2 separate regions of the Homo sapiens genome follow, and region 2 is linked to region 1. A link is an interaction called in ENCODE POLR2A ChIA-PET data of the cell type or tissue named here. Cell type or tissue: GM12878. All regions are shown on one strand. Each heading gives the region's core, and the rest is flanking DNA. Links, peaks and the distances in the headings are about the cores only. Region 1 has its middle 46 kb from the start of MTF2. Region 2 overlaps MTF2 (metal response element binding transcription factor 2).

The links. ChIA-PET counts read pairs that join two places held together with the same protein. Peaks named below come from ENCODE experiments on the same cell type or tissue, not always from the same donor. Only the 100,000 strongest peaks of a DNase experiment are listed, where the experiment ranks them.
Region 2: POLR2A ChIA-PET joins it to region 1 with 5 read pairs; 6 of 35 experiments call an interaction of 5 or more read pairs at or near these places.

The regions. Positions count from the first base shown.
Region 1 is chr1:93,027,964-93,039,145 of GRCh38, forward strand. No RefSeq gene overlaps it. Among named protein-coding and RNA genes, the nearest start is that of MTF2, 46 kb to the right of the region's middle. In GM12878, for the core only: no CTCF peak of the experiment used is centred there; DNase peaks (open chromatin) are centred at 5,192 and 5,968; H3K4me3 peaks cover 616 bases; H3K27ac peaks cover 957 bases.
Region 2 is chr1:93,087,883-93,099,064 of GRCh38, forward strand. All of the region lies in intron 1 of MTF2 (metal response element binding transcription factor 2), which reads left to right. Among named protein-coding and RNA genes, the nearest start is that of MTF2, 14 kb to the left of the region's middle. In GM12878, for the core only: no CTCF peak of the experiment used is centred there; no DNase peak of the experiment used is centred there.

The DNA of each region.
Region 1 (11,182 bases), core at 3,552-7,551:
AACTAGCCAAGAAATTTTGTCTACTTTCTGCAGGAATTCTTCTGTGGTGGCTGCTTCTGGTGGGCATTAACACATGACGCAAAAATCTTCACGCTTGGTGCCTACTCTCTCGTGTCCTTACACATGCCTCTGTCTCCAATCCTCAAGCCCCTGATCAGCCCCTGATGGTCAGGCCATTGACTACTGCCACAGTCTGTATATATTCTTGCCTCAGACCATTTAACCTTCCACTCCTGATGTTAAGGAAGATGAGCATGTTCCTTCTCTGTTTCTCTTTGGCGTCTACCCTCCTGCAGGGAGTACATGCATTCTGTGCATCTCCTCTACACTGAATTGTACAGCAAGAGCTCCAGGGTCACCCAGGTTTGCCTGCGAGTGGGTAGCCCAGTCTGCACAGTTCTGCTGCTAGACTACAACCTCCAAACTACCCTTTATCATAATTCAAGTGGTATTTTGATCTCGAATTGACTCTTGCATCTTTCTCTTAATTAGTTCCAAGTTCTGGAAATGTTATTGATTATGCAGTCTGAAATCTCAACAGAAACTATCAAAGCTGGGATTTTGGCAAGCAAATAGGCAGTACCTCTCTACCTTAAAATTTCTCCAGAAATACAGGCATTTTCCTGGGCTTAGGGAATTATAGGAGTATTTGATCCCATAGTGGACACAGGAGCCTGAAGAGGCTTGAAAAAACGTCGACAGAAAGTATGAATGACAATTGGGTCTGAACAATGTGGAGGTAGGTGCAGTCTTGTTGCCTCACCTCCCTGGCTCTCTGCAGGACTCCTTTCTAGGAGGCTGATGTGATGAGAGCCAAGACCAGCCTCCTGCAGCAATCCAGATTCTTTGAACTCATGGTTCATTTGGACCATGTCATGGAGAGAACTTTGGAAGGATCCGTGTGAAAATACTTTTTCTAACTCTTTTTGAAAGACCAGATATTTTTCTTTGTATGCATTTTCGTTGAATGTTACAGCAAGATGCTTTCTGTACATTTAATTTTACACAAATATTAAATGTCTATTGTATTTGAGATGTTGACTATGTAGTATATACTATGTATTATAGAGACTATATATGTACATATACATATACACACATATATATACAAACAGTATATATAACATATATGTAATATATATAGTGTGTGACAGAAGGAAATAAGCAGTTATGTTTCTCACATTTCTTAAAAGTATTTTTTTCGTGACTACATGCCAGTATAGAATAACTAACATTTCCTTTTCAAAGCAATGTTGAAATACTTTTGCTCAAGCTAGTAAATTATTAGGAAGTTCACATGTAAGTGTGGAAACTAGAACACTCAATTTCACCTCATATGTAAGTGTCTTGTGCTTTTGTTCTAAGTAAAAAAAACAAAATGCATTTGATGTTCACTCTGAATTTTCATGGTAGCAACTGTTGCCCACATCTGGCATTCTGGTGGCCACACCTGGGGCATCACAACACTGAAAACAGATGTATGGGCTGCTTGAGAAGCGGAAACAAGTGTCAGATTCAATCAGAGAAGCAATGGGAACATCACAGAGTGAAGCCTGTGTTTAACCACAAGGTGTCAAATTGGATCAAAGGATGCCACAGACTAAGAGAGGCACAGATCAGTAGCTGAGAAAAGGGGAAGGGCAGAAGGAGATAATAGATGGGGATAGGAGATTCGAGAGCAGATAGAGAGCAAGCCAGTGTGCCTTGGCTTGGTGGTGTGTTCTGGGGATTGGGCTGCTTTGAGTGAACGCAATGCTACGATTATTCCTCCCACCCTACTGCACTGCCCAACATTTGACACCTGTAACATGAAGGCTTTCACAGAAGGCCTAATGCCATAGCAGTTAAAAAGACTGAGCTTTGGAATCAGGAAACCTCGGGTCCAAGCCCAGCTCCATTATTTACTACCATGTGACCATGAACAATTACCTTATCTCTTGACTTTTAGGTTCTTTGTCTGTAAAATTGAGCTAATAAGAGATTGTTTCTCATAGAAAGGGGTGGTGGTGATGATTCTATGGGATAATAGATTGTAAAGTTCTTAGGACAATGCTTGGCACATAGTGACTCCCAGTAAAAGTTAGTCAATATGGGCCGTGTGCGGTGGCTCACGCCTGTAATCCCAGCATTTTGGGAGGCCAAGGTGGGCGGATCACCTGGGGTCAGGAGTTCAAGACCAGCCTGGCCAACATGGTGAAACCCCATCTCTGCTAAAAATATGAAAAATCAGCCGAGCATAGTGGTGGACACCTGTAATCCCAGCTATTCAGGAGTCTGAGACAGGAGAATCGCTTGAACCTGGGAGGCAGAGGTTGCAGTGAGCTGAGATTTCGCCATTGCACTCCAGCCTGGGCAACAAGAGTGAAACTCTGTCTCAAAAAAAAAAAAAGTTAGCCAATATGATTAACTTGGGTCATGAGTTCTGTAACTGCACTTTGGAAAGACCTAGAGATGTGTGGAAATGCCTTTGCTTACCCGTTGTCTTCACCAGAGCCATTCCATTTTTATCCACTTATATATTTTTCTTTTGTGATGATTTTCCTTGAGTAAAGAGTTATACTTTACAAAACTAATATTTAAGGCTGGGAGCTGTGGCTCATGCCTATAATCCCAGCACTTTGGGAGGCTGAGACATGAGGATTGCTTGAGGCCAGGAGTTGAAGACCAACCTGGGCAACACAATGAGACCCTGACTCTACAAAAATACAAAAAAGATTAGCCAGGTATGGTGGTGTGCAACTATAATTTTAGCTACTGGGAAGGCTGGGGTAGAAGGATTGCTTGAGCCCAAGAGTTCAAGGTTGCAGTGAGCCATGATCACGCCACTGTACTCCAGCCTTGGCAAGAGTGGGATTCTGTCTCTAAGAAAAATAAAAAAAGAAAAAATATATATATATCTTTCAAAACCGTGATCTAAATCACCGATATAAGTCTGAAAATAGGCAATTCCAAGTATTCGCCCAGGACCCTTTACTAGAAAATTCCCTCCAGACTAGTAGACACCCTTTGGGTACAGTGTTCCATGGATTATGAAGCCACTTGTAATACCATAATTCCACTTCACTTTAATATCTTATTCACAAGGAGACAATGGAAAATTTTTGCCAACTTCTCTGCTCTAATTAGGAAACACTGGATCTTTAGCATTTCCTCAGTCTATCAGTCTGGTTGATAAAAAAGAAAGTCTATGGTTTTTTCTTTGGTGTCATTGTTTCCAATGCAGCTTCCCAGTTCACTGATGATCAGTGCTAGCATCCATCATTTATGAGTCCTTAGATTGCTAACATAGACTTACTTCTTTTTTTTTTTTTTAGACGGAGTCTCCCTCTGTCGTCAGGCTGGAGTGCAGTGGCACGATCTCGACTCACTGCAACCTCTGCCTCCCAGGTTCAAGCGATTCTCCTGCCTCAGCCTCTCGAGTAGCTGGGATTACATGCATGTGCCACCATGCCCAGCTAATTTTTGTATTTTTAGTAGAGATGGGGTTTCACCATGTTGGCCAGGATGGTTTCGATCTCCTGACCTTGTGATCCACCTGCCTTGGCCTCCCAAAGTGCTGGGATTACAGGCGTGAGCCATCATGCCCGGCCAACTTATTTCTTATAGAAAAAGAAATTTTTACATAAATATTGGATTAATGGCATTCGTGATAAAGCTGTTTCCTAAATACAAAGTCTAATACCACGGGAATTCATACAATTCAAATAAAGCAAATAGGAGAGTAGGTGTAGGAAAAGCTTTGATTTATACAATTTTATGACGAGGAAGTTTAACTGAGAGAGAAGTTAAAAATATCTTTCTAGCATTGGTTAATAGTTAAATAGTTTTCTTAAGAAAATAACCAAGCTAGATGCACCATCATTTTAAAAGGCTGGTGCATCTGTTCATGCACTGAGTATTCTTAATGTAGAGGAAGGTCCCACGTGGGCTTTCTGATTCTTCTGTGCTTGAACAATGCCAGGCAAATTGGTCTGGGATTGTATTTCTCATGCTTCCACCTCGCTTTACCAATCAGTAGTGTATTAACCATCTGTACAGGGATAAAATTTACACTTGCATCTTGCAGTTTTAAAAGAGTACATTGTTTTGATATAAGGCTTTGGCACATGAAAACAACAAAAGTGAATTTTATAACTATAGAAGGACAGAGGTCTAGAAAAGTAAATAAAAGTATTGCATTTATTTGACAATAATGAAAAGTTTTTTGAAAAGCAGAAATGTTTTTGATGTATAGAGAAATTTAGAAATCTTAATCTAGAAATTAAGTAAATAAAATCTTTACTTACTAGAGTTTTTATGTTTGGCCAGAGAATAGGATATGTTGGTAATCAAATACCATGTGTACATTATAAATAAGATATTCTAGAAACTGAGTCTTCAAAGCACTGAAATGTGATAATATCATTGAAATAAAATAGAATGTAATGTCACCATTCAAAAATTTTGGATTACTACATGAGTCCCAGGGTCTTCATATGGCTCTCCAGATTTGCCCCATGAACACAGAATTGAAATCCTATAATAATGAAATAATATATGAAATCCTATGATAATTATATGGTATCGGATTAAAAAGGGAAATGTTCAGATAACAGGCATTTCTTACTAATAGAACAATGGATGGTAGAATTTACTGCATTTGATAGTGTCTAGCAGCCCATCACCACAGCTTAAAGTGTTTTCTTCAAAATTAGATTCCTTTTTCTAATTCTACATTCGGTAAATATTTTTGAGCTTGTATTACTATCATAGTTATAAAATAACTTAGAGTTGTTCTGTGCTTTACCTTCATGAATCTGATTAACGTATTTTTCTGGTTAAATAGTAAGTATTATAAATAACTTGTTATTTAAATATTTCTCTTAGGCAATCTGTATAGATTACCTTTATTAAGGCCATTAAATGACATGTAGATAAAAAGCAATATTTATTATCGTTGAGCATTTGCAATTTTAATTTACAAACTACCTTTCTATCCATTTATTCTGATGCTCTGCTGTGCTTCTTAGAGAGGGTTAGGAGGTTGAAGAGCTTTGTATCAGACCTCTCTTGGTTTACCTGATGCACATCTGGATCAGATGCATGCCCCGTTGAGCTACATGCATGCCCCATGCTCCCAGCAACATCCAACTGCTCAACCCCTCCCCTGTTCCCTGTCAACCACAGGCCCTCTTGGGGGTTAAAACCTTTTGAACAGGGCCATCTGTTCTTCACTTCGACAAGTTGAGCAAAATGACTCAGCAATTCACTCTTCTAGTTTTTTAAGTCAGGACAGGATAAGGGAGAGATGAAAACATCCAATTCAATTCCAAGAACTTGCCAAACAATACGTCATTTGCTCAAAGTCACTCAGTTGGGAAGAAAGATTAGAACTCAAGAAATGTTATGCCCTCAGATGCACTGCTTATCCAAAAATGTATCTAAAATGATTTAGAAATCTCGTATTTCAATCAGCGTTGGCTTCACAGGTGTGCAACCTGTGCAATCACACAGGGTCCACTCTCAGAAGAGCTTTGCACTTGGTTGAATGCTCTGCTGTCTCCATTTTGAAATTCTTAGTTATTTTACTTTTGAACTTATATTTTGTAAGTGATGTTCAATGGGACAATGGCATGAGCAGAGAAGATACATGAGTGCCTTCCAGTCTTTGTTACTAAATCTGTCTGCATATGGCTCTCCAGATTTGCTCCATGAACACAGAATTCCACTACAGACCCACAATGCCTAGAAATGTAGCAGACACAAAGGAAGTACATGATTAGCATGTATGTCCACAAATAAGTAGGCACTGACAGTCCTGAGAGGCCATGTTTTCCATTCAAACCGGAGCCTGTTTTGACTGCAGAGAGAAAGCAAAGGCATCCTAAAAAAAATTATCAAAGGAATCATGTCATATTCATTCTTGCTTATGTTGCTTCCCTGTATTAGCCAACCACTTACACAGAAAATGATGCCCTATAAGGAAAGGGAAAGATAACAGCTCTTAGTTTCTTTCCCTTTCAGTTCCTCCTTACTCATCAGTAAGCTGAAGATAGTGCTAGGAGGAACACGTGCAATCAAGAAGTGAAATAAAAACAGTTGAGTTAGTTTTGTGCAGTGTTTCTACTGTTCTAGTAAGAACAAAACATATGTGTGTGTATAAGCTACAATATACAAATTGTGTAATTTTGTTGATTCTGCATGAGTTAAATACTCTGATATTTTCATTTAAAACCGGCATTGCACAACGGAAAGATGAACATTAAAATTCATGGTAATAGTTTTAAATTTAAATTTTTCTTTATTCAGAAAAACATTAAATAGCAAATAAAAAATACCACTGCAAATCCAGGAAGAGCTCAGAAGAAAGGGAAAAGCTTTATATTTTAGCACTTTTTAAAAACAGCTTTACTGAGATATAATTCATATATCATACAATTTACTCACTTAAAATGCACAATTCAATGGTTTTTAGTATATTCACATATAGGTACAGCCATCATCACAGTCAATTTGGGAATATTTTCATCACCTCAGAAAGAAAGATTGATAAATTAGGCAGGTATGGTGGTGCATGCCTGTAGTCCTAGCTACTTGGGAGGCTGAGATGGGAGCACTGCTTGAGCTGATCTTGAGCTCCTGGGCTGAAGTGATCCTCTCACCATTGACTCCCAGAATGCTGGGATTACAGATATGAATCACTGTGCCTGGCCAAGCATAAGGTTTTCAAGGTTCACCCCTGTTGTAGCATGTAGCAGTGTTTCACTCATTTTTTATGGCCGAATAATATTCACTTTTACAGATATGCCATGTGTTATTCATCCATTTGTCAGTTGGTGTACATTTGGGTTGTTTCTACTTTTTGTATATTATGAATAATGCAATTTGCCAGAGGAAATTGACAAGATATTTGATTAAAAAAATTTTTTTACAAAAGATAAAAAAGATTATTGTTTAGTACAGTACTTTTTTTTTTTTTTCTAGAGATGAGGTGTCACTATGTTGCCCAGACTGCAGGGCAGTGACTATTCACAGGCATGATGACAGCAAACTAGGCCTTGGAACTCCTGCCCTCAAGCAATCCTCCCTCCTCAGCCTCTCTGGTAGCGGAGACTATAAGTGTGTGCTACCATGCCCAACTCTTCACTGATTAATTTTGAAGAAATTAGAATATTTAAAAAATCTACTTAGGCCAGGCATGGTGGCTCATGCCTGTAATCCCAACATTTTAGGAGGCTGAGGTGGGAGGATTGCTTGAGCCCAGGAGTTCAATACCAGCCTGGGCAACATAGTGAAACACTGTCTCTACAAAAAAAGTCAAAAAATTAGCTGGGCATGGTGGTGCTTGCCTGTGGTCCCAGCTACTCAGGAGGCTGAAACAAGAGGATCGCTTGAGCCTGGGGAATCGAGGCTGCACTCCAGCCTGGTGTTCGAGCCACTGTACTCCAGCCTGGGTGACAGAGTAAGACACTATCTCCGAAAACAAACAAAAAATCTACTTAGCATGAAAACACTTCAATACATAGAGTACAGATACGCCTGGAGAGGGAGTTCTCCATGGAAAAATATGCTCCAACCTCCAGGATCTGGGACCAGCACAGGCCAATTACAACAAAATACTGACTCCTGAGGTCTGATAAACATGAGTACCTTTTCCCTGAAATAAGCAGAAAACAATAGACATCCTGGTAAGGACCAGGGAAAACCAGCCTCTGAAGCTGCCAGGTGCCTCTGTCTATTGAAGACAGAGGAGAAAGGATTTAATATTTGGTGAGAGCCATTATATTGATTTTATTTGATTTTGTCTCTCTATTGTGACTAGTGGTGGCCATTGAAATAAATCACAGCTGGCTGGTGAATGGTCCAAATGAAAAGAAAACTAGGATATCAGTCTGAATGAAAAAGTACCTCTACGACTTAAGAGTGAGGGCAAGCCTGGAGGATCCTTTAATACTTCAGAATTGGACAGAATGAGTGGGAACTGAGGAAGGATGGTCCCCAGGACACCCATGAGTATAATTCCTGGTTCCCTGCCATTATAGAAGTGGGAAAGAAAAAAGATGTTATGAGAAAGAAACATATAACAAACAACCCATGTAGTTTTTTTTTTTAACTCTTTTGTGGGTAATGTAGACTAACTGTAATGAAAAAGCATAGGCAAAAATAAATGCTATAAAAAGAAATGTTGTTCGTCTAATTACTGATTTATCACCTAATTTTATCGTGAAGCTGCTCTATGATAGCACATATAGGAAGAAGACATGGTCCTTTGTTTTCAAGGAGCTCAGACTAAAAGAAAGCAGGCAAGTCAACATATATAAATCACACTGTGAATAGTGAAACATGGAAATATGAACAAAGTGAATCCCAGAGGAAGGAACTTCTAATTTGGGCACTAATGGGACTAAAGTCTAGAATATTTGAACTGATTTTTGATGGATTAGGATGAGGTCACCATGTGAACAAAGAAAGGAAGTTTATTCTAGCAGAGGGAGTAACATAGCAGAAGACCCAGGACTATTAAAGAGCATAGTTTGGGTCAGGTGCAGCAGCACATGCCTGTAATCCAGCACTTAGGGAGGCTGAGGCAGGTGGATCACTTGAGTCCAGGAGTTTGGGACCAGCATGGCCAACATGGCAAAACCCCGTCTCTATAAAAAATATAAAAGTAGCAGGGTGCTGTGCCTTGCGCTTGTGGTTCCAGCTATTCTTGAGCTGGGGAGGTCAAGGCTGCAATGAGCCAAGATCACTCCACTGCACTCCAGCCTGGGTGACAGAGTGGACTCTGTCTAAAAATTAAAAAAACAAGAAACAAACAAACAAAAAGAAAGAGCACGTTTTGTTTAGGGAATGTGACTGGACTAGTGGGCTGGAGAGTGAAGTGCAGAGCAGGGGAGTGCAGGAGACAGCAGCCCAGGAGAGGAGGGCTCCAACCTCAAGCTACCGCCCAGGAATGTTGTCTTTGTCCTGTGGAATTTGAGGTGTTTAAGAAATGGCCCAGTGAGGTGGCTCTTGCCTGTAATCCCAGCATTTTAGGAGGCTGAGGTGGGTGGGTGGATCACTTGAGTCCACGAGTTCGAGACCAGCCTGGCCAACAAGGTGAAACCCTGTCTCTACTAAAAATGAAAAAAAAAAAAAAAAAATTAGCTGGGTGTGGTCATGGGTGCCTGTGATCCCAGCTACTTGGGAGGCTGAAGTGGGAGGATCTCTTGAACCCGGGAGGCGGAAGTCGTAGTGAGCTGAGATTGCGCCACTGCACTCCAGCTTCTCAAAGAAAAAAAAAAAAGAGAGGCCGGGCGCGGTGGCTCATGCCTGTAATCCCAGCACTTTGGGAGGCCGAGGTGGGCGGATCACAAGGTCAGGAGGTCGAGACCATCCTGGCTAACACGGTGAAACCCCGTCTCTACTGAAAATACAAAAAATTAGCTGGGCGTGGTGGCGAGCGCCTGTAGTCCCAGCTACTCGGGAGGCTGAGGCAGGAGAATGGCGTGAACCCGGGAGGCGGAGCTTGCAGTGAGCTGAGATCGTGCCACTGCACTCCAGCCTGGGCAACAGAGCAAGACTCCATCTCAAAAAAAAAAAATCAAAAAAAAAAAAAAGAGAGAGAGAGAAGTAATATGATCAGATTTAACTATGTAACTAAGTGCTGCAGGAAGGAAGAATCTTTGAAGGGAAAAAAACAGAACTGAGGCTCAGAGACCAACAGGAGAAAAGGCAAGAAATGATGCGTTAGGGCACTGGCAATGGCAAGGGAAAAGAAGAAAGCTCTGAGACACATTTCAAGGTATAATAAAAAAGATTTAGGGATCAGCTGAATGTAAATCAAATGCAAACTGAAAGCTATATGGTTGGACCTACCTAAAAGTCCTCAACTGTAAGACAAGTTTACAACAGGTTGAGAAGGCAAGGCAACCACACACACACACACACACACACACACACACACACACGCACACACACAGAGCCCAGCAAACAAACAATAGCCTAGGCAGTAAATGACAAGTCATTTTGTACATGATAGACTTTTTTTTTTTTTAACAGTCTCACTCTGTCACCCATGCTGGAGTGCAGTGGTGTGATCTTGGCTCTCTGCAACCTCAGCCGCCTGGGGTTCAGGCGATTCTTGTGCCTCAGACTACAGGTGCCTGCCACTATACCTAACTAATTTTTGTATGTTTAGTAGAGACGGGGTTTCACCATGTTGGCCAGGCTGGTATCGAATTCCTGACCTCAGGTGATCTGCCCACCTTGGCCTCCCAAAGTGCTGGGATTACAGTCGTAAGCCACTGCACCCAGCCTCATGATAGACACTTAATGCTTGATGAATGAATAAATGGGTAATACAGTTGACAAATGCTATAAGAGTCCAGAGTAACACAATGGTACACCATGAAGTGCAGTGTGTATGAGAACAGGCTTTAGAATCAGGCCTTTTTTCAAATCCGGCACAACTACTTAGCAGCAGGAGGAACTTGAGGTTACTCAACCTCACTAAGCTTCATTTTCCTCATTTGTAAAGTGGGCATAATAATCACCTCTTCAAAATGTAGATGTGAAGTATAATAATATAATGTTATATAAAATAAAATAAAATATAATAAAAAATATTTAAAAAGATGTGAAAATAATAAAAGTATTTTATGAATAGGGCCTAGCACGTATTGATCAACAAATGATATGTATTACATTTATGATGGCTTGGTGATGGTCCAGGAAGACTTCTCTAAGAAGGTGGAATCTTATAGAACCTAAACAGGATTCTGTAGGAAGGGTACTATTCTTGTTGGCAATGAAAACACAAGACATTCATTATAGTCGTGAGGATTGTTATGAGCAAAATTGAAAGTAAAACAAGGCAGATTCATAAACTGATTTCTCTGTGCTTCTTTTCTGTACTTCCATAACATTCTGTACTTATAGGGTTTTTAAGGTCTAATTCCTTCACTCCTCCTTGAAAGCAAGAAATGTGTCATTCATGGCTGGGACTGTATTCAGTACCTGACATTATCCCTCATACACAGTATGCATTTAAACATGATGCTGAATGAATAGAGGAATAAACAGATCTCCATGGAGCTCAGGTTCGGCTGCAGGATTAATCAGAGATGGACACTTAGTGTGACATTGTCACTGATATATGTTATCAGCAGGATGTATTTTTTTTCTCCTATGAAGTAGTTCTTATTTGAGTCACAACTGGAGG
Region 2 (11,182 bases), core at 3,207-7,206, 60 kb after region 1:
AGTAGTCTTCCCTTCCTATTCTATGGCATTATTAGGAGGAGAAAATGAGATATGAATGCTTTTGAGAAAGTTAAGCAGTATAGCAAGATGAAGATATTTTCAAGCCCTTATCATCCATATGCTCTACTACCTACCAAAGATCCAGTTCATACTTTTGTTTATAGTAATTGGAACTTTTAAAACTCTAGGGTATAGTTAGTGGCTTGCAGCAAGAGCCCCTCAGTTCTCTTATTTTTTTCTCGTTGGTCTTAGGACCAGAGTCTGCAGGATTATAATGACAACGCTGAACTTTCCAGTTCATCCTTGCCTGAATTGTTAGTGGAGGCTCATTTTATGTAGTGTAATCAACTTTATAAATTCTGGACTTGAACATGAATGTATGTACCTGTACTTAATTCACATTTATCTGTGGTTTTAATGTATATTAGTGGCCTTGTTGGTTTTGGTGTTTTAAGTCTGTAGTTAACCTTTCTTTATTATTCATTGTATATGTGAGATAATATAATCAAGGATTCCTTTTGCACAAATAATTTAGATGGCTATGGGTATTGTGATGTAAAGATTTTACCAGTTGTCATATTGGCTTTTAAAAAAATCAGATATATTTTTGAAATCTATTACTGTTTCTAAATGTTTGGTATTTACCATTTTGAAAATACTTGATATATTATATTTAACAGTGTCATTTACAATTTTTTTTTGAGACAGAATCTCACTTTCTTGCCCAGGCGGGAATGCAGTGGTGCGATCTCGGCTCACTGCAACCTCTGCCTCCTGGGTTCAAGCAATTCTCATGCTTCAGCCACCCAAGTAGCTGGGATTACAGCTGTGTGCCAACGTGCCTGGCTAATTTTTGTGTTTTTTGGTAGAGATGGTGTTTCACCACGTTGGCCAGGCTGGTATGGAACTCCTGACCTCAAGTGATCTGCCTGCCTCAGCCTACCAGAGTGGAGTGCTGGGATTACAGGCATGAACCACCATGCCCAACCTCATTTACAATTTTTAAAAAAATCTTAAGATCTGTATTTTTTATAGTTTATAAAAGTTTTTTTGTGATCACAAAAATACATGCTTTTGGTAGAAACACAAACATACAAAGATGTTCTATAAAACTGACTTTTTATCGTACATTTTAAGATATTTAAAAATATTTTCTGTAATTTCATGAAGAGTACTAAAGCCACAGTCACTGACATTGTAAACACCTCTGTTCATTCTCTAACCTGTTAGGTGGTTAAGCTATTTTTAATTCTAGGGGGCTCAGGCTGAACTTGAGGTTGGGGAGGAGAATTTGCCTCTGCTTTTAGTTGCAATTTTCAAGTGAGGTGAAATTAAGTAAAATTTGTAAGAGCTTTTTTGGCTTTTTAATTCTAGATAAATACATAAATAAATTTGGGTCTCTGTAATAGAATATGTGCTTTTATAGGATAGTGATATTTGCTTGATAAATGGAGGATTTACTTACTAGTGTGTGTATTGATAAATACAGACTTTGATTAGTTTATTCAAGAGAGATTTTTAAGTCCCTACTTTATGCCATACCTTGAAAAGTTTTAGAGTTCCAGTGATGAGCAAAATGTTTACTTTCAATTGTAATTCAAAATGCAAATTCCACTTGTTTACATGGAGTTATTAGATTGTAAATTTCTAGAAAATTGTTTGATTCTGCCTTTAAAAAAAAAGAAAGATGGAGCCTCTCAAGAGTGCAGTGGTACAATCACAGCTCTCGTACTTCACTGTATCACGGTAGCGTTTGAACTCCTGGGCCCAGGATATCTTCACACTTCAGCCTCCCAGGTAGTTGGGACTACATGCTCTCACCGCTATGCCTGGCTTAATATTTTCATTGTTTTAGAGATTGTGTCTGTGTATGGGGATCTCGTTATGTTGCCCAGGCTGGTCTTGAACTCCCAGCCTCAAGGGATGTTCCTGTCTCAGCCTCCCCAGTATTAATAGCTTGATTTTCCTTTTTTTTTTTTTGAGACAGAGTCTCACTCTGTCACCGAGGCTGGAGTGCAGTGGCGCAATCTTTGCTCACTGCAACCTCAGCTTCCAGAGTAGCTGGGATCTCAGGTGTGCACCACCACACCTGGCTAATTTTTTTTCTTTTTTGAGATGGAGTCTCGCTCTGTCCCCCGGGCTGGAGCGCGGTAGCACGATCTCGGCTCACTGCAAGCTCCGCCTCCCGAGTTCACGTCATTCTCCTGCCTCAGCCTCCTGAGTAGCTGGGACTACAGGCACCCGCCATCACGCCCGGCTAATTTTTTGTATTTTTAGTAGAGACGGGGTTTCACCGTGTTAGACAGGATGGTCTCCATCTCCTGACCTCGTGATCCACCCGCCTCAGCCTCCCAAAGTGCTGGGATTACAGGTGTGAGCCACCATGCCTGGCCAATTTTTGTATTTTTAGTAGAGATGGGGATTTCTCCATGCTGGCCAGGCGGGTCTTGAATTCCTGACCTCAGGTGATCTGCCTGCCTTGACCTCCCAAAGTGTTGGGATTACAGGCGTGAGCCACTGCGCCTGGCCAATTTTTGTATTTTTAGTAGAGATGGGGGTTTCTCCATGCTGGCCAGGAGGGTCTCGAATTCCTGACCTCAGGTGATCTGCCTGCCTTGGCCTCCCAAAGTGCTGGGATTACAGGCATGAGCCACTGTGCCTGACTGACTGTACTTTTAATATATCTTTTACACAGAAGATTCAGGTTTAATCATCAGTGTATGAAAGTAAGAGAGTAGGATTGTTGGAATATGAATATTCTTGGTTACGTTATTTTTCCTAGTTTTTTTTTTTTTTTTTGAGACGGAGTCTAACTGTGTTACCCAGGCTGGAATGCAGTGGCACGATCTCGGCTCACTGCAAGCTCTGCCTCCCAGGTTCATGCCGTTCTCCTGCCACAGTCTCCCAAGTAGCTGGGACTATAGGCACCCGCCACCATGCCTGGCTAATTTTTTGTATTTTTAGTAGAGATGGGGTTTCATCGTGTTTGCCAGGATGGTCTCGATCTCCTGACCTCATGATCCGCCCACCTCGGCCTCCCAGAGTGCTGGGATTACAGGCGTGAGCCACCGCACCCAGCCTATTTTTCCTAGTTTTAACAACTTCTCCATTTTTGTAACCTTGTAGCTTGTATGAATGTTCAAACATTTTTTTGCCCCTAAAACTTTTTTGACCTTTTTGAGGAGCTAAACTTTTAGAATAAGCTAAACTCAGCCTGTTAGTCCTCACTTCTAAACCCCATGCAGTCTGGCATTTGAAGTCAGTGCTCGTATGTGACGTTTGAATTGTTATATTCAATAAACAGTTTTTATTACTCATTTTACTTAACCCGTCTGGTACATCTGGTATACTACTACTTAGTTGTATTTTCTCATTTTTTTGGTAATATTTTACTCTCTGGGTTATCCTTGTATTTCTCTGGTGACTTCTTTTCCTCAGGATACTTTTATAAAAAAGCATTTTAAATTTTGTATTTAAAACATTTTTAAAACATGGCAATACAAGATCTTGCCATGTTGCCCAGACTAGTTTTCTAACTTCTGGCCTCAAGCAATCCTCCCACTTCAGCCTCCCAAAGTGCTGGGATTATAGGTGACAGCCACTGTGCTTAGCCCCTCTGGAGTTGTTTGTCCATCATTCAAATAAGAGTTTTCCAGAGATTCCTATACTTACCTTTCATGAACCATTAACTGGTGGGGTGGAGATAGTGTACTGACAAGATTGCCAACGTTTCATTTTAGAAAGTAAGAATGTTTTAAACTGTGACCACCATCATTGCATAAAAGATACTTACATTTAAGAATATAAGAAGGATATGCCCTCAAAATACAGAGTGGTCTTTTAAGTTAACTAACTTAATTAAATACTGAATACATTGTTCTTGCTTTTCTTACTTTGCTGTAGATCAGTACTGGTTTATGGACTTGAGTTGAGAACCACTGCCTTATTAAAACAATTGTTTCTTGAGCTGTTTTAAGGAAAGGGAGTGTGGAGTTTCTGTTGTCTCATGTCAGAGAAAACTATATATAAAGTATTTCTTAACATATTAAAATCTCCAAGAAGTCCTTTTGTGAAAAAGCCCCACAGTTTACCTGGTTACTGGGATGTCGTCTTCTACTTTTTCTTTGGTAATTTTTTCCCCACCTTTTTTCTGTTTTCATGTGCTGGATGTCTTAGATGAGCCTTTGGTTGTCTTAATCTGTTTTCTCTTATTATATATGTTTGGTTTTTCTTCTCTTGAAATTTTTATTTTGGCTATAATTTTATTTCTTAGAGCTCCTTATTATTTCATGGATGTAATATTTTCTCATATCTCTGAGGATATTAATTGGTTATTGAAACAGTTTTTTCACATACCAACTATTAACATTCTTTAGAACTAGTATTCAGAAAATATCCTTTTGAAACACTACCATAGATGTTGATGTTACCAAGGGTTTGTCTTCACTGCTTTTGGTTTGTCTTCACTGCTTTTATCATTTTCTATCTTTTAAAAAGTAAATTTGGAATATTTAATGGCATGCTACTTGCTAAAAGTTTAAAAATCAGATAATTTTGAAATTAAAAGGCTTTTTTACCAAAACAATGTAGTTTCTTTTCTGTTCCCTCCGCCCCTTCCCACTCCTTAGAGGCAATAACTTTTAACCCTTAGCTAATTCTTTATATCTCTAAATAAAATAGCACTGCATTTAGATTCATCAATTTTATATATTTTTTATAATGTTAGATGAGAATGAATGAGGAGAGGAATAAGGGGGTAAGCTTTCTCTATAAATATATTCTCTGTAACATAATGTTAGATGAAACATAATGTTATAGAGAAAGCTTTCTCTATAAACATGTTAGATGAGAAAGAAATTCATTGCTTCTCTCCTCATTCTTTCAGTATAGTTATATAAAACATTTTAAACTGTTTTCATTTGTGAGTATATAAAAATTGTTTACATATGAAGAACCACGTAGAATATGGTACCACAAAGTAGTGGTGAGGGTTAGTTAATGCTTGTAAAGAATTTAGAGGCCGGGTGCGATGGCTCACACCTGTAATCCCAGCACTTTGGGAGGCCAAGGCGGGCAAATCACGAGGTTAGGAGATCGAGATCATCCTGGTTTGCACGGTGAAATCCTGTCTCTACTAAAAATACAAAAAATTAGCCAGGCGTGGTGGCACATACCTGTAATCCCAGCTACTTGGGAGGCTGAGGCAGGAGAATCGCTTGAACCCGGGAGGCAGAGGTTGCAGTGAGCTGAGATCACACCACTGCACTCCAGTGTGGGCGACAGAGTGAGACTCTGTCTCAAAAAAAAAAAAAATTTAAAATAGTGTCAAATACTTGTTAGCTGTTATTTCTAGATTTACATTTTTTTCTTATACAACTATGTTTAAAAATTGCCTCATTAAAAAACAAAATTTGCCTAGTTTTCTTTGAACATTAAAATCTTCATACATCTTCAGTTCCACAAAATGTCTCACAGTGCACTTTTCCACAATGTCAATCTGTCATCTAATTTATCAGTGCCATTTATTTTTCTTAGAGATATCCTCCTGGAGTTCTTCTGGAGTTCTGCTCTAATTTGGACTGGTTCTCTAGACCTGCTGCATGGAAGTTGTCTTGGGGCTTTCCTTTACCACCATCCTGGGAATTCCTTTCTCTTCCCTTCTGTGTGACATACCTTGCATTCCGTGCCTGCCTTTTATTTGGTTTACTCCCTCTGTTTAGTTTTATTAAGCTCAAATAAAGTGTGCTTGGGGGATAAATCTTTAAATACTTTATATGGCTGAAAATGTTCTAATTTTCATACACATACACTCTTTTTTTAAAAAAATACATTTTAGAGATAGGGTCTCTCTGTGTTGCCCAGGGTGGAGTGTAGTGGCTATTCACAGGCATGATCATAGTACACTACAGCCCTGAACTAGGCTCAAGCGATCCTCCTGCCTCAGCCTCTGGAGTAGCTGGGACTACAGGAGTGTGCCACTGTAGCCCAGCTTTACTTACTCTTTTTAGTCCCTTGATTGATAATTTGACTGGTTATAAGGTTGATTTTCACCCAGAATTTATTTTTCACTCAGATTTTTAAGTGAATAGTTCCACTGTCTTCTGACTTGTAATATTGCTATAATGATTATTATTCTCAGTCCCTTGTTAGTTGCCCTTTTATCTCTTTGTAAACGTAGTATCTTTGTCCTTGATTTTCTTAGAACAGGTTTTTTTTGTTCAGTTTGCTGGACACTTGTGGCCTTTTCAATCTGGTTACTTCTTTCAGTACTGGGATGTTTTCTTTTACTTTGATAATTTTTTCTCCACTTTTTTTCTGTTTTCACATGTTGGATATTTCTGATTGGTCCTCTAATTTTCTTAATCTGTTTTCTCTTATTTTCTATCTTGGTTATATAAGGTGAAAACTTTTGTAATCACCCCAGGGTCAAAAGTAGAACATTGCCAGCTAACCCAGAAACCCACATTGCAACCCTTTCATCCCCCAGATAATCTCCATCCTGACTTCTGTGGTGATTATTTTTTCTTTGTAGTCTTATTATTCAGATGTGCATTTTGAGGGTTGTAGTTTAATTTACTAGTTTTAAAATATATGTTTTAAGATTTTTTTTCAATTACAGGTTCTATCTTAGATCTTGCCTCTTTTTTTCTGTGGAGTTTATTTGTGGGAGAAACCAGGTCATTTGTCATGTGCATTTCCTAACCTGTATTTTGCTGTTGCATCCCCACTGTGTAGTTGAGCATATTTCTCTGCATTTACTAGATCTAGAGGCTTACCAGGTTCAGGTTTGCCTTTTTGGGGGGTGGGGTGGGCAAGACTATTTCACATGTGCTGTGGGTTCTCCCATCAGGAAGCATGTAATGTTTCTCTTGCTGTGCTCTTAGCAGCTACTGATGCTCAGTGCATAGATCTATTTATTCATTAGGTGTTGCAAAATGGTGATTTAAAACATTTTCTTTTTCATTTATTGGCTTGAATATATTTATAGAGAAAGTTTACCTCTATTTTCAGCTGGCACCTTACCTGTTCCCCTCTCTGTGCCTTGTATTTCCCTTGATTCAATTCCTTGAAAGAATAAACGTTCCATATTCTGATGGGATGTACAGGATAGGAGATGTGACTCGGGGGTTCCAAGTGTCTTTTTTTTCAGACATGGTCTTGCTCTGTTACCCAGGCTGGAATACAGTGGCTGGATTATATAGCTCACTGCCATTATAGCTCACTGCTGCCTCAAACTCCTGGGCTCAAGTGATCCTCCCACTTATGTGTTCTGAGTAGCTGGGAAGCTGGGACTACAGGCACATGCCACCATGCCTGAGTAATTAAAAAAATTTTTTTTGTAGTGGTGGGGTCTCCTTATATTGACCAGGCTGGTTGCGAACTTCTTGCCTCAAGTGATCCTCACCTGGCTTCCAAGTGTCCTTTTATACCAACTTCTACATATTTCTTCATTCTTTTTATTTTATTTTATTTTTGAGATGGAGTTTAGCTCTTGTCGCCGAAGCTGGAGTGCAATGGTGCAATCTTGGCTCACTGCAACCTCCGCCTCCTGGGTTCAAGCGATTCTCCTGCCTCAGCCTCCCAGGTAGCTGGCATTACAGGAGTCCGCCACTACATCCAGCTGATTTTTGTATTTTTAGTAGAGACGGGATTTCACCATGTTGGCCAGGATGGTCTCGAACTCCTGACCTCAGTGATCCGCCCACATTGGCCTCCCAAAGTACTGACTGGGATTGCAGGCGTGAGCCACCCTGCCTGGCTATTTCTCTGTTCTTTTTTTTTTTTTTTTTTGAGATGGAGTCTCGCTCTGTCACCCAGGCTGGAGTGCAGTGGTGTGATCTCAGCTCAGTGCAACCTCCACCTCCCAAGTTTAAACGATTCTTCTGCCTCAGCCTCCTGAATAGCTGGGACTACAGGTGCATGCCACCACACCCAGCTAATTCTTGTATTTTTAGTAGAGATGGGGTTTCACCATATTGGTCAGGCTGGTCTCAAACTCCTGACCTTGTGATCCGCCCACCTTGACCTCCCAAAGTGCTGGGATTGCAGGCGTGAGCCCCTGCACCCGGTCTATTTCTCCATTCTTAATGCTCCCACTTGACCTCTGTCTTTTGAGTCTTGTGTCAACAGTTCTTTAGTCTTTTGAGGTTCTGTAGAGCAAAGGATTTGCTTCTCATTCCTCATTGTTCTTTCAGCTGACACTTATGTTTAATTTTCTTCCTTATTTTACAAGTGTTCATTCTTCCATCTGCCTTCCATCTTCATATATTGTGATTTAGAATTTCACATGTAACATGAACGTGGAACATCATGTATTGTTGAAGATGGAGTGTGTTTTAATTTTTTCTTTTCTCTTTGTTTTGTCATGAAAAGGAACAAATAAATCTTTACTCTCCTATCTTAATACAGCAAAGTCCTACTCTTCTCATTTTCACTTCTCATTTCTATCCAGGGCCCCAAATACGTATTATTAATATGTTACAACTTCCAAGTCTTCACTTCCAAACCAGATTTTCTGAGCTGTGGATCTTAATAGCCAGCTGCTTCCTAGACGTCATGAATAATATTTCCCAAATGTTTTCCAATTTTATTAGTTTTTTCAGAGGACCAGCTTTTGGTGCCATTTGTTCTGTCATATGCTTTTTTTTTTCTGTGTTAATTTCTGTTCTTTTATTTTTCTACTTTTTGGGGGCTTATTTTCTTTTTTCTTCCTTCAACATGAGATAGCTACTCAATTCATTAACTTTTTTTTTCTTTTCTATTATATGTATTTCGAGACGTATCTCTCCAACTACTGCTTTAGCTGCATCCCACAAGTTTTTAATATGTGCTTTTTGTTGTTCAACTTCAAATACTTATTTCTGTTATGATTTCTTCTTTGGCCCATGGATTATTTAAAAGTGTATATTTTCTTTTTTTCTTTTTCTTTTTTTTTTTTTTTTTTTGGAGACAGGGTCTAGTTCAGCTTCCCAGGCTAGAGTGCAGTGGTGTGATCATGGCTCACTGCAGCCTTAATCTCCTGGGCTCAACTGATCCTCCTGCCTCAGCCTCCTGAGTAGTCGGGCCTGCAGACATGCACCACCATGCCTGGCTAATTTTTAATTTTTTGTAGAGATGCGGTTTTACCATGTTGCCTAGGCTGGTCTCAAACTCCTGAGCTCAAATGATCTGCCCACCTTGGCCTCCCAAGGTGCTGGGATTACAGGCCTGAGCCACTGCGCCTGGCCTAAAAGTATATGTCTTGATTTCCAAACTTTTAAGTTACCTTTTTATTGATTTTGGAGTCTTACGGCATTGTAGTCATGAAATATATGCTGTATGATTTTATAGCTTAAAATTTGTTGAGACTTGCTTTATAGATCAGTATATGGTCAGTTTTTGTAAATATTTTGCCTAGCAGACATCCTTTCTTGGATGAAAGAGATAATTTAAACTTGTTACTACTTTCCTTCTAATTTCCCCCATACCATCTTCCCAGTTTCCCAAGTTAAAAACTTGGGAGTTGTTCTGAATTTCTCCTTTGCTCTCAATACCACATAAAGTTAATTCTTAATGTCTGTCTGTTTTACTTTTAAATTATTTATTGTTATAAGAGTGATGCCATGATTATTTTAAAAAACTTGGAAAATATAAAGTATGAAAACTAGGTTACTTAAAACCCTAGTATCCAGGGATGTTTTAAAATTCCAATTTCTTCGTGGCCTGATTTCAGGTTTTTCCTTTCTTTTTTTTTGAGATGGAGTCTCACTCTGTCGCCCAGGCAGGAGTGTAGCGGTGCGATCTCAGCTCACTGCAACCTCCACCTCCCGGGTTCGAGCAGTTCTCGCGCCTCAGCCTCCTGAGTAGCTGGGGTTACAGGTGCATGCCACCATGCTCAGTTATTTTTTGTATTTTTAGTAGAGACGGGGTTTCACCTTGTTGGCCGGGCTGGTCGCGAGCTCCTGACCTTAAATGATCTGCCCGCCTCAGCCTCCCACAGTGCTGGGATTACAGGCATGAGCCACCATGCCTGGGCCTTTTTTTATTAATAGATTATTGCAGATTTATTTGGGTTCCCATCTTTTTCTCTCTTTTGCATAGTGTTTGTTTATTCAGCCAGTATTGAGAATCGATGTGTGCCAGGTACAGGGGATATATAAGAGTAAATAAGACAAAGAGGCAATGTCTCTACTCTTATAGCTTGGTCTTTTTTTGTTTGTTTAGTGTTATTTATGCCACTTTCTCTCTAATTTGAGCTGCAGTTATACTGCAGTTTTGTTCCTAGAAAAGTGTGTGTTGTCTCATGACTTTGTGCCTTTACATATGTTCCCTAGGCTTATGAAGTCCTCTCTAAGGTTCATCTCTGAAACTACTACTCATCCTTTAAGTCTGTAGTTAAAAGCTAAGTCTTGATGAAGTTTTGTCTGTCCCTGCCTTTTGCTTCTGGACAGATTAGATATTTTTCTTCTTGTGTTTATTCATTATAGGAATTACACTGCATATAGTTTTTTTGGTGTGCACACGTGTTTCTCTACAAAGGCTATGTTCCTTGGTGGTATGTACTGTATCTTTCCACATTTGTCTCTCTTAACACCTGGCATGGTACCTGGCATATAGCAGGCATTGTATATTTGTTGAATGACCAGAGCCATTGAGTTTAAATACAATAATCATGTTTTCCTTAACTCTCATTGGACTTTTATTATAAAATGATTGGGGTATGGATGTTTTGGTTGGTTAAAATGTTCTGTTTAATTAAAGTATACTCTGAGATACCAGTTTTCAAATATAAGTTGTCAGTAGGTTAGGAGACAAATGTATATATGTTGGTTGTTTATAAGAAGGCTGAATTTTTGCATATGAACCATTACAAATAGGAATTGGGATTCCAAGTCAGTTGGTCTGTAATTTGTAATATAGTTTATTTGTAGTATTTATGATACTTAATACCTACTGTAATGGTTTCAGAATTTTGACTTTGTTCTCCAATGAATGTGTTTCTTCTCAGTGTTGCCCAGTTGTAAAACTAGGGTATCTGCTGATTCTGAGCCACTAGTAGCAACCCCTGACCATGGGTTTCAGCAAGGTGAGGGATGAGAGGATGACATTTACAGATGGTGAGAGGGGGATGTTTGTCTATATTGTAAACAGATGGACACTACCCACCTATACCCAGTTGTCCAGCCGCTCAGGTAAAGAATGT